Linked DNA regions of Homo sapiens: region 2 is linked to region 1. Evidence: chromatin contacts called from ENCODE Hi-C or POLR2A ChIA-PET data. All regions are on one chromosome and are shown on one strand. Each heading gives the region's core, a stretch centred on a gene start or an enhancer-like site at or near the end of the contact. The rest is flanking DNA. Distances are from core to core; before and after follow the strand shown. Region 1 overlaps LINC01004 (long intergenic non-protein coding RNA 1004). Region 2 overlaps SRPK2 (SRSF protein kinase 2).

Region 1 (6,114 bases), core at 165-2,664:
TTATTATCTTCCACAGGAAAAAAAAACTGCAAACTTGTGACACCATTTATGATCCACTTAGTCTTGAGATACTGAGTAATAGAACTTTCTCCTTTTAGGCTGAGTTATGAACTTCGGTTTGGTTTCTTTCTGCAATCCCTGCAGGGCCATAAATTCTTGGCCCTTAAGACTGGGTGGCCCATAACAGACTCAGTGATACCATCAGTAACCACAATTCACACTGGAGTCAAGTTATCTGATTCCCACACCAGTTGGAGAACTGGAGATTCCTTAGAACTTTTAACTGTCATGTTTTCAAAGTTGACATGGAAAATTTTACATGAAGCTTAAAAATACAACTAATCTGTGGTGATAGAGACGAGAAGAGTTAAGCTCTAAAATTAGAAGAGCAGTTCGTTTTGAGGCAGCACTGATTGGGAGGGAGCATGGAGTATATAATTACACATTTCTATGTAATGTAAAAATGTATAGATTTAAGATTTATGCATTTTATGTAAATTTTACTACAATAAAACGAAAATGAAAGAAGACAGATCATAGTTTAATCAAATATTGTGTACAAAGTAATTTCTGTTAAACATTTATATTTTTATGTGTATATGTATCTTTTACATGTATGTGTTAAGGATATGCATTAAAATGGTAATAACTTCCTCTGCCTGTTGGGATAATGGAGAGTTTTGTTACTTTTTGTCTTTTTTTAAAACATGTTCTTCAATAATAATGTATTGCTTTTGTAATTATGAAAAACAAAAGTTATTTTGTAAATCTTTGTTACTGATAAGAGATGGGTATTCTGTTAACTACTCAATTCTCATGTAGGAAAACAAAATAAATAATGTCTATTTGATAAATCGAGAAACAGAAGCATTACTTAGAAATCTGAGTTACCTCTAAAATAATGACTGGCATTTGAAGTTGAGGATGGGTCTTGAGTTCCTGTGATTTTAAGCTCTTGGATATGAGGGTTGGGTGAGTTCCTCTTTTTCTCTTTTAAAATATATGTATGTTTAACTTTGCTAAATAAAATTTAAAAGATGCAATGTATCTCAGTGCAATTTTTAAAAATTTATTTTCATCCAGGTTACTCTACCCTTTCCCTTTGTCATTCAGCAGGCAGAACAAGGAAAAATTAAACTTCTAACTGAAAGGAACTTTGAATAGCAATCAATATCAAATTAGAGACAAAATATAAATATTGCTCAATATAAAATGAGGGTTTTTCTTAATTGAGGGGACAGAAATACAGCTTCTCAGTTATCATAAATTGCATCTTTTTTGGGGAGGGCCTTTTTGGCTTGCATCCATTACCAATTATATATCTTTCACTACTGTGGGAACTGCATTATGGAAACAGCTAAAGCTTGTGTATTTAGCGCCCTCTAGTGCATTATCTTATAACTGATAATACTCCAAACAGCTAGAAAAAATGTAAATCTCAGTCCACCTCCCCTCTTTGCACCTACATGTTTCCTAGCCATGAGACATTAGGCTGTGACCTCACAGTAGTTCTTTAATCTCTAGGCTTCAATTTTCTCATTTGTAAAATGAGGACGATAATAAATACTAGATAGGGTCCTGAGAACTAACTGAATGGTCTATGCTTGTGACATGAATGCCTGGCACATAGTAGAAGCTCGATTAGTGCTAGCTACTCTAACATATAAATAGATCGAGTCAGTACTAACATGATTAAAGACAAGTAATCTTGACTCAGATGTCAGAATCTGCTAGTAGGAAAGTGGAAAATGTTAAAGAGGAACCAAAAAATAAAGAATGAAGGCCTGGGTTTGATACTCATCTTTGGTTCCCTTTTGAGTCAATTGATGCCAATTCTGAAGTCTGGGAACATGTTAAATTCCTTTGCATCCTTCACAGTGCATATAATTGCACACTGTCAACAAATATTTGTGTTAATATTCAAGCTAAATGGTTAGCAAACAAGATGAAGAATGACAGAAAATAATAATTAGTATAAAAATTTGTATTTGGATTCAACTTTCTGTTATTTGAGGCAGAAGCCAAATGCCATTTTTTGGATTGTAGCTTCGGAACAGGCTGTGGACAAGATTTGTGTTACCCGTGTGCAAATGAGCAGCATAATTATACTGTGTGTTTCATATGTTCGCTATGTGACTTTTGTGACTCATTACTGACAACGACAATAGTAGGTTCTAGAATCCTGCCGTCATCCATTCTCACCCATTTTCAGCATTGCATAGGCTATACAGCTAAAATTTACTTCCTCAGACACATTCCAAGAGATACCTTCTCTCCACATAGTCTACATGACCATCTATAGTTCTTTTCCTGCACTGACAGACATAGACTTTGGTACTTAATACCAGTACTTCTTGGGCTCTCCAAGAACCCAGTTGCTTGAGGAAAGCATTGGGTGCTTCTCACCCTGAGTCCCTGGAATCTTTGGTTGGGCCTGTATATAATAAATGTCCCCATTGCTTATTTTTCTTGTGTGCTTTATATTAGACATGTCACAGTGTTGTCTCTCCTTCCCTTCCATTGCCTCAGTGCTAAACCAGACCAATTTTCTCATGAAAGGTACATGATACAGGTAACCATGCATTGTGCCTCTATTAATGCTTATACATTATGCTAAGCATTTTACATCCACTACTTCTTTCACAACCACATCCAGTAATAGAGTATTCCCATTTTCCAGAGGGGAGAATTGCCCTAGTTCACACAGATAAATGGCAGAGCCAGACTTCCAACCCAAGTCTGCCTCTAGAATCTGTGGATTCAACACTGCATCAGAAACTCCAAAGGGAAAATTTTGAGTTGTCTGTCTCCAGAAATTCCTGCAAGGAAAATCATGAAGCTCCCTTTAGGCACTAAGCCATAAGTTCTGAGGCTTCATCCTTTTCAAGAAAACCCACCTACCTAGCCCTGATAATTATTAGAACTGCGATGACTCACATTTACTTGGCACCTCACAGTTTTCAAAGGTTGGCCCATGGGGTATCTCATTTTATTTTCCAGAAAATCTTTTGCGTTCATCATCAACTGAGTGTCCAAGCTGGTGAAGCAAGTTCTTTTCTGGCAGAAGATTGCAGCTCCTATTATTTACCCCCCAGGGGATAAACTGCAAATCCCAGGCCTTACAGCTGGGAACACAGAGCTAGCTGTGCAAGCATATAAAAAACCTTGACAAAGCAGGAGGGGGGTTCACATACTGGCTATCCTCATTACAGTGCATTGGGCAAGGAGCTCTCCCACTGGAAGCTGTATCACAGAACCACAGGCACTGCCTTGGCGGGCAAAACCACATTCAGCAGTTCTTCAATCAGCCAGGGCCTTCCCTGCCCGTGTGCTCATTCATTTATGCTACGCATGTGGTCTCTTATAATTGCTTTTCCTCTCCTTAACTCTCTTTTCATACCCCAGCCCCTACCCCCAACTCCCTCTTGTCCTTAAAAGCTTCTTCCTGCTTTACACCTTAACCTCTTTGTAGGATCCCAGTAAATGCCAAGGCTTGTGGGGGTGGAAGATTATAAATCAAAGCCACAGACACAGACATGGGGGAGGAGCCACCCAGGGGGTGGAAGGGCCACAACTTCAAAACAAATGAGCCTCTTTCATCCCAGTGGGATTTTTGTTTTTTAAGGTCTGCAGTTCCGGTGGGGCATTAAATCAGAAGCTATGGTTTCTGGGATTTATAGGAAGAACAACAACTAGAGAGTTGTCCATATGTGTTCCCTGAGTTTCAGCAAAACTTGGGGGCCTAGAGAAGTCCTGTTATTTTTAAAAAAGTGTCGTTTCTCCGTTAACAAAATAGGTTTCACATTTTAAAAGCAGCTTAAAGCATAGCATCAACCATTCTTCCTCCACAATTGAGAAGTTCCATTAAATGATAGAAGGGGTCAGATTTGAGATATCTGACTAAATATTATTTAAGAAAAGTTAAATTTTGTCAGTTCTCAATTATCTGTGCTAGTGGAGGGGATCCAGGGACAGAATTCCACTGGGACTTTAATTCACTTGTTGATTTGCATTTGGCATTATGAGGCATTTTAGTAATGAACACTTTAATATGGGTGTGCCTGCAGTTCTGGAAATTTACAACTGTTTATAGCAAATAACAAAGCTACTCAGTGAAGATGCTGACAGGGCTGGAATGCTGTCAAATGACTTTTCCAGCCTCTGGACCAACTCTGTTTACTGAGGCCTGGAAACAAAATAGGCTTTGGCTTCAGACAGGAACGTTTAAATCCTTAGACTCACATTATCAAGTAGTTTAGGAAAAAAAAAAAAATCCTGATGCTGCTGTGTAATTTTTCAGATTCTTCATTTGAAAAATGGGAAAAAGAAGTAATATCACGTACCTTGACCATGGTATCAGAGAATGACCTCAGAAGTTGTGAGGGAATTCTCAGACAAAACTTTGAAATATAATCCAGGATTCAATCAGGTATTATTTTAATCTTTAAGTAGTCTTGATGGGTTGCAAACTTTCATGAATAGAGGAGAGCTGCTAAGTACTTGGGTTAAGAGGGCTTGAGACCAACTCCGGTATAAATTGTGACATTCTGTCTATATAGTATAAAGGACGCTCAGCATAACCCAAGAAGGTCACAGACCAGAATCACTGGCTGAAACCTCTGGCAGTGACCAACCTCAACTCAAAAGGTAAGTATATTTTGTGTTCCTAAGAATCCAGAAAGTTCAAAATTTCTATTAAGAAGTTGCTGCTGGCCAGGCACAGGGGCTAACACCTATAATCCCATCTCTACAAAAAATACAAAGAAGCCAGGCATAGTGACAGGCACCTATAGTCCCAGCTACTGGGGAGGCTGAGGCAGGAGGACTGCTTGATCCCAGGAGGCAGAGGTTGCAGTGAACCAAGATTGTGCCACTGCACTCCAGGCCCAGAGCAAGACCCTGCCTTTAAAAAAAGAAAGAAAAAAAAAGTTACTGCTTGCTAGAAGACCTGAGACCTTCCCATAGCCACATGAATGGGTATGGAAGTAAATTTGCCTCCAGGAGAGCCTTCAGATGAAAAGGTGGAAGCCCAACACCTTGATTACAGCCTTGTGAGAGAACCTAAATTAAAGGCACCTAGCTAAGCTGTACCCGAGATTCCTGACCCAAAGAAATTGTGAGATAATAAATGTTGTTTAAAGCTGCTTTTAAAAAAAGAAGTTTCTGCTCTACGGTTTATCTTCAGTCAACTTATTCTGTGTGTTAATACGTGAGCCATTATAACTCTCAATACATTTGAATTTGCACTAAGTGGCAGATGTGGCCTTGAGTTCTCCACACTGCCCAAGAAGCCAGATGGCAAGAAGGCTCATTTAGGCAGCCCTCCTACACAAAACTCTGCACCACATGCACAAATTCTGAATTGTGTCTGTAGGAGGAGGGGGTGGTTAGAATCGGGCAGAAAGAGCCAGAAACCAAGTGCCCAAGCATTCATGATCTGCTGAAAATACCAAGTGAATTTCTGCAGTTTCCTTACCATCCATATTATATAACATGCCCTGGATTAAGGACTCATTCTTCATCACTGAGGTAGAATTGGGTCCTTGTGCCCATAAACAAAAGAAAGCTTGGCTAATGCAATTGTACATTCTTTCCAAAGAACACATTTGTTTTCAGATGAGGAAGTCAGAGCACTGTTGTGCTAAATGTTTAGATCTGGTATTACTTAGGATAGGGGTTGGACAACTGTAACAAACAGATGCCAAAATTGAGTAGCAGTTCAGTAATGTCAGGGGCCTGCTTTCCTTCTCTTGGTGCTGCCACCCTCAATACATGGCTTCTATTTCACTGTTTAAGATAGCTGCTCCAGCTCCCACCCTCACATCTGTGTTCCAGCAGAAAGGGAGAAAATGAAGACACTGTCCTCACTTTTAAGGATAACAATCTGGGCCAGGCACGGTGGTTCATGCCTATAATCCCAGCACTTTGGGAGGCTGAGGTGGGCAGATCGCTTGAGTTCAGGAGTTTGAGACCAGCCTGGGCAACAGGGTGAAACCCTGTCTCTACAAAAATAACCCAGGTGTGGTGGTGTGCGCCTGTAGTCCCAGCTACATGGGGGGCTAAGGCAGTAGAATTGCTTGAGCCTAGGAGACTGAGGCTGCAGTGAGCCATGTT
Region 2 (6,142 bases), core at 1,002-3,501, 230 kb before region 1:
TATTCTCTGTCGAAATGAATGGTACAGTATTTCAGACCAGAAATGAAGAGTCAAACATCCACTTCTAGCAAATGAATTAGAGTTGTCCTTAGGTATTTGTGGGAGATTGGTTCCAGGATCCCATTCGGATACCAAAATCCATGGATGCTCAAGTCCTTGATATAAAATGGTTTAGTATTTGCATGTCACCTGTGCACATGCTCCTATATACTTTCAGTTATGTCTAGATTCCATCACCTAGTATGGTGTATATACTATGTAAATAGTTGTAATACCTAATTGTTTATGGAATAATGACCAAAAAAAGAGTCTGTACATGTTCAGTACACATGTAGCCATCACCCCATGTTTAGGATCCATAGTTGTTTGAATCCATGGATGCGGAATGCATGGATACAGAGCAACAACTGTACTGAGTTCTGAGTTCCAGTTTTTAATCATCTCTGTCCTGGACTAACAATTGCAGCGTTTTCCCATGAATTTTCTTTCTTCTTGCTTTTATCCTTTCTACCTGTTCTACACTCTAATTTCATATGTTTTTTGCAGAAAGCTAATCCTTGTTTCTATGGTTGCATTTCAGTGGCTACTACTTGCCTCAGGGATAGAGCCCAAGCTTCTTAGCATTGTGGTTTATTCTTTTGAATTGTGGATTATTCCTATGCCTAACCTCTTTCCTCTCTCCAGTCATACCAGATTAGTTTGGGCCTCTGTGCTTTTGATGATGTGGTTCCCTGAGACATGGACCTCCTGCAGTCAGCCTCATTCTGGCCAGTCTGTAAGATCACCTCTAGATGTCTCTGACTTGGCCCACTACCATCTCTGTTTCCATAACGATACCAGGAGCAGTTGCTTACATTTGTGTGTTTACATGCACTTTCCCCTCCTCACTAGACTGTACACCCCTCAGTGCTGGGCATCTGTGTGCTTCTGGGTAGTTGTAGAATCAGTGGATGTCATTTTACATGCATTTGGACTCACTGGTTTAACTTTTCTGTCAGTCTTTCTCCATTTCAGTAGTAATATTTTCTGTCAGATCCCACAAGTGTTTTATAAAATATTAATAGTACTAGTGGCATAAGACATATGTAGTGCTGAAATGCAATTTTAGAACCAGAGGTTTGCTTTTTGCAAAGAATATATGGAATTAATGTGTAAAATGGGAAGGATAAAAGCAAGAAACAAGGAAATTAATGAGGAAAAGTTAGTCCAGGAAATAGATGATAAAAACCTGAACTCAGAACTCAGTGAGGTGATCAGGCAGCAATACCTTTAGAACACCAACTCCTTTCTTTTCTAAAATGTAGATTAGTTGGGAAGCAGGTCTGATTTACTTACATCCTTACTAACTTTGAGTTGGCTGTGTACTACGTTCTAGAAAACAGTATGGTCTTAGGAAATAAGTAAGTAGTATTTGGCTTGGAATTACAATTGTTTGCTATTAGGACTTGGGGAGTGATATAGTTTGGATCTATGTCCCTGCCCAAATCTAATGTTGAATTGTAATCCCGAATGTTGGAGGTGGTACCTGGTGGGAGGTGATTGGATCATGGGGGTAGATTTCCACTTTGATGCTGTTCTCATGGTAGTCAGTGAGTTCTCCTGAGATCTGGTTGTTCTAAAAGTGTGTAGCACCTCCCCCCTCACTCTCACTCCTGTTACTGCTCCCACACTGTGTTGCGCCTGCACCCCCTTTGCCTTCCACCATGATTGTAAGTTTCCTGAGGCCTTCCCGGAAGCTTAGCAGATGCCAGCATCATTCTTCCTGTATAGCCTGCAGGACTGTGAGCCAATTAAATCTCTTTTCTTTATAAATTACCCAGTCTCAGGTATTTCCTTATAGCAATGCACGAATGGACTCATTCAGGGAATAAGATACTCCTATTCCCAAAAGAGAACTGTTTCCCATTCTGGATTACCCAGCTTAAGTCCCCTGGCCATTTCAATTATTTAAAAAAAAAAAAATCAGATCTTTTTGAGGCCAAAGTCTGATAATTCTCCATGATCTACTCTAGTACAGTTTGAGGAACTTGGCAGTGTATTCACTTTCACTTGCTGTGTAACAAATTACTGCACCCTTAGCAGCTTAAAACAACACCTGTTTATTAACTCACAGTTTTGTAGGACAGAAATCAGGGCAGCACAGTGTGGCTGGATTCTTACTAGACTGAAACCAAGGTGTTGGCCAGATCTGCAGCTCTCATCTGAGCTTCAGAGTTCTTTTCCAGCTCACTGGTTGTTGGCAGAACTCATTTCCTTGAGTTCGTAGAACTGAGGTCTTTGTTATCTTACTATTCTTCTAGCTGTTGGCAGGGAGCACCGTCACTCCTAGAGGCCACTGGCAGTTCTTTGCTCTCTGTGGCCCTAGTTCACAAATGATGTCTGCTTTTTTTCCAGGCAGCTGGAGCCCGCCGCTCCGCTTCCACTTCTTTGACCAGCCAAAGAAAACCCTCTGCTTTTAGGGACTGGTGTGATTAGGTCAGGCCACCCAGTGTGATCTCCCTTTGGCATGTAGTGTAGATAATTGGATAACAGGTGTAATATCTCACACTCACAGATCTACCCATACTCAAGAGAAGCAGGAGATTTAACATGGATGAGGGTCATTGAGGGTCATTGCACATTTAGGTTTGATTTACACAAAGTTTTTGAACTTAACCTTTCATTAAAGAGGAATACATGAAATTATCTGAAGTTCGAAACATTATCTGGTCCCAAGTATTTTGAATGAGGGATACTCAACCTATATTGACCGATTCTACTATTAATTAGAAATTGGGTATTTCTCAAGCTGACAGTAATTACCAAGAGAGGAAGAAGGAGGGAGGGAGGAAGGGAGAGAGAAAAGTTATAGATATAGGGTGGACATAGGGAGGAAAGAAAATGAAATTTGACTTTATGTGAATGTCCCTCAAATACTAACTGAAGAAATTCATCTGGAGCTCCTTTTCTTTATGTTTGATTAAAAATTAACTGAACTGTATTTCTTAAATTGTGTCAGTTGCCATCTAAGCTGATAGCAAAGGAGAGGACATTTTTCCTACTAAATGTAGAGTTTATTTTTTCTTTTCTCTGCTGAAAAGAAATACGCAGTAGCAGCTGAGAGGAAATCGGAACTCTCATCTGGTTGCCATGGCAATTTAGAGCAGATGAGACTTGTAGTTTCCTCGGTTGTTGAGTTTTTCCTCCCTTTTCTGACAGAGCAAGTGTACATGCAGAATATAGTATGAAGTACATAGCATGATGATAATTTTAGTATTATAGTATGATATTGAAAGAAAAATATTTTTAAGTTTTTTTAAACCACATTTTAAATTTAGAGTAATGATTAGAATTTTCTTTGTAGTGTAAAAATAAATATAGTTCTTTGTGAAAAATATAAGTAGCTAGTGGAATTTTGCTTTCTAAATTAATTTCATTCCCATCACTGAAGTGCTGTGTTTTTCTTTTTTCTCTCCTCCCCTCTTTTTCTCTTTTGCTTTGCTTTGCTCTTTTGTTTTCCTTTCTCTTTCCTTTTTCTTTTTTCTTTCTCCTTTCCTTTTCCTTTGCTTTCCCCTTTCTCCATTGTCCTTTCCCCTTCCCCTTTTCTTTCCCCTTTCCTTTTTCCTTTCCCCTTCCCTTCCCTTTCCCCTTTCCTTTTTCCTTTTCTATTTTCTTCTTTCTTTTTTTCCTGAGACAGGGTCTCACTCTGTCATGCAGGCTGGAGTGCAGTGCTATGATCTTAGCTCATTGCAGACTCGCATGCTCAAGCAGTCCTCTCACATCAGCCTCCTTAGTAGCTGGGACTGTAGATGTGTGCCACCACGCCCAGCTAATTTTTGTAGTTTTTGTGGGTATTGCCAGGTTGCCCAGGCTGGTCTCAGACTCCTGGGCTCAACTGATATACCCACTGTGGCCTCCCCAAAGTGCTGGGATCACCTGTGGGGGCCACTGCACCCGGCCTGAAGTGGTATATTTCTTTATATTTCTTATAGTACATGAAAACATGTTCTTAAATTAGCACCTTGTTTAAACTTTGGACCCTTAGATAAAATTTCAGTCTCCTTTTTAAAGAATTACAGATTAATTTTCACTCTGAATGTAGCTGAGCTTATTGTAAAAGAGACTATGCATATTGATTGCTTAAATCTCTACATAGATATTTGTTTCTTGAAGTCATACATTTTATAACGGTGTAGTGTTGGATATTTAAAATATCTATAGCTGTATTGGGGTTTTCTTTTATTTTTTTAAAAATTTATTGTTGTTTTTGTAGAGATGAGGTCTTGCTGTGTTGCCCAGGCTGGCCTCAAACTCCTGGGCTCAAGCGATCCTCCTGCCTCAGTGTCCCAAATGGCTGGGACTACAGGTGTGCACCACCACACCTGGCTTCTTTTATTTTTTAACAATAGCTTTTTGAAGTATAATTCACATAGCATACAGTTTGCTCATGTAACATATATATTTTAGTGTTTTTTATTATGTTCACAGAATTGTACAACCATCACCACATTAGGACATTTTCATCCCTCCTAACAGATATCCCATATCTACTAGCAGTCAGTCCCCATTTTCCTCCTTTTTTCTCCATTTCCCCAACCCCCGATATGAGCATCCACTGATTTACCCCATCTCTATAAATTTATCTGTTCTAGACATTTGATGGAAAATGGAAGATCATACAACCTGCGGTCTTTTCTGACTGGCATCTGTCACCCAGCATAAGGTTTTGGAGGATCCATCCATGTTGTAGCATATATCAGTACTTCATTTCTCTTTGTTAGTGAATAACATTCCCTTGTAATGATATACCCCATTTTATTTATCAGTTAGGGGACGTTTGGGTTGTTTCTGCTTTTCGTTAAAAATAGTAGTACTTCTCTGAACACTGTGGATGAGATTTTGCTGGATATATGCTTTCATTTCTCTTGGGTATATACTTGGGAGTGGAATTGTTGGGTTATTTGGTAATTTTATGTTTAAACTTTTGAGGAACTGCCAGACCGTTTTCCAAGATGGCTATGCTATATTACCCTTCCCACCAACAATGTTTGAAGATCCTTATTTCTTCATCCTTCCTTAAACTTATTATCTGACTTCTTTTAATAGCCATTCTAGTGGGTATGAAGTGGTGTCAGACTGTAGTTTTGATTTCCATTTCTCTGATTACTAATGATGTTGAGCATCTTTTCATATATTTATTGGTCATGTGTATATCCTCTTTGTAGAAATGTCTTTCCAATCCTTTTTATCCATTGTTAAATTAGTGTGTCTTTTTATTGTTGAGTTGGAAGAGTTCTTTATATATTCTAGATACAAGTCACTTATCACTTATCACTTATGATTTACAAGTACTTCCCCCCATTCTGTGGCCTTTAAATTTTCTTGATGGTGCCCTTTGAAGTACAAAAGTTAAAAATTTTGAAGTCCAATTTAGTTTTTCTTGTATTGCTTATGCTTTTAATGTCACATTTAAGAAACATTGCCTAACCTAAGGTCGTGAAGATTTACTCCTATGTTTTTTTCCTGAGAGTTTTATAGTTTTAGCTCTTTCATGTAAAGCCTGTGTGTGAGAGAGAGGTCCAACTTTATTTATTTTGCATATGAGTATGTATTTGTTGTAGTACCACTGTTGAAAAGACTATTCTTTTACCATTTAATTATTTTGGTATTGTTGTTGAAAATATTTATGGGTCATTTCCACTGCCATTGCTGCTTATATACTTCTGATAATTTTTATATGAAATAGCTTCCTTACGGCTTTCATTAGGATTGATGAAAGTTGTTTTTTTTAATCTGTTGATAGACTTAATGAGTATGTATTTGGTGAGATAACCTGTCATGTCTTGGTCTTCTACAGTGTTGTAATTTAACCAGGCTTTGCAGTACTCTAGAAGCCATCAGAAACCACTTTAAAGAAGCCAGCCTTGGCCAGGCCCAGTGGCACACACCTGTAGTCCTAGCTACCCACCAGGCTGAGGCAGGAGGATTCTTTGAGCCCAGGAGTTCAAGATTGCAGTGAGCTGTGGATGCACCACTGCACTCCACCCTGGGCAACAGAGCGAGACCCTGTCTCAAAATGAAAATAAAATAATCCAGCCCTAAGACAGTATGGCTTGGCTTTCTCTTCTCTATTTCTGCCCTAGGAGAAATTTACCTTGATTTT

What was found. Hi-C counts contacts between places; a loop is a spot of excess contacts on that map. ChIA-PET counts read pairs that join two places held with the same protein, here RNA polymerase II (POLR2A). Pooled maps may share reads with other maps.
Region 2: a loop to region 1 is called in a pooled map, with 2.4 times the contacts of the local background. The contact joins two enhancer-like sites. A Hi-C loop is called at or near these places in 3 of 50 pooled maps. POLR2A ChIA-PET finds 5 or more read pairs at or near these places in 3 of 52 experiments (HCT116, Panc1 and SK-N-SH).

What each region holds. Positions count from the first base shown.
Region 1 is chr7:104,976,676-104,982,789 of GRCh38, reverse strand. LINC01004 (long intergenic non-protein coding RNA 1004) reads left to right here. Exons shown (of 1, transcript NR_039981.2): 1 at 1-1,043. Among named protein-coding and RNA genes, the nearest start is that of LINC01004, 11 kb to the left of the region's middle. Within about 2 kb of position 1,414, at least 3 of the 41 ENCODE cell types and tissues checked have a DNase peak (open chromatin) inside an H3K27ac peak, as active enhancers do.
Region 2 is chr7:105,207,065-105,213,206 of GRCh38, reverse strand. All of the region lies in intron 2 of SRPK2 (SRSF protein kinase 2), which reads left to right. Among named protein-coding and RNA genes, the nearest start is that of SRPK2, 180 kb to the left of the region's middle. Within about 2 kb of position 2,251, at least 10 of the 41 ENCODE cell types and tissues checked have a DNase peak (open chromatin) inside an H3K27ac peak, as active enhancers do.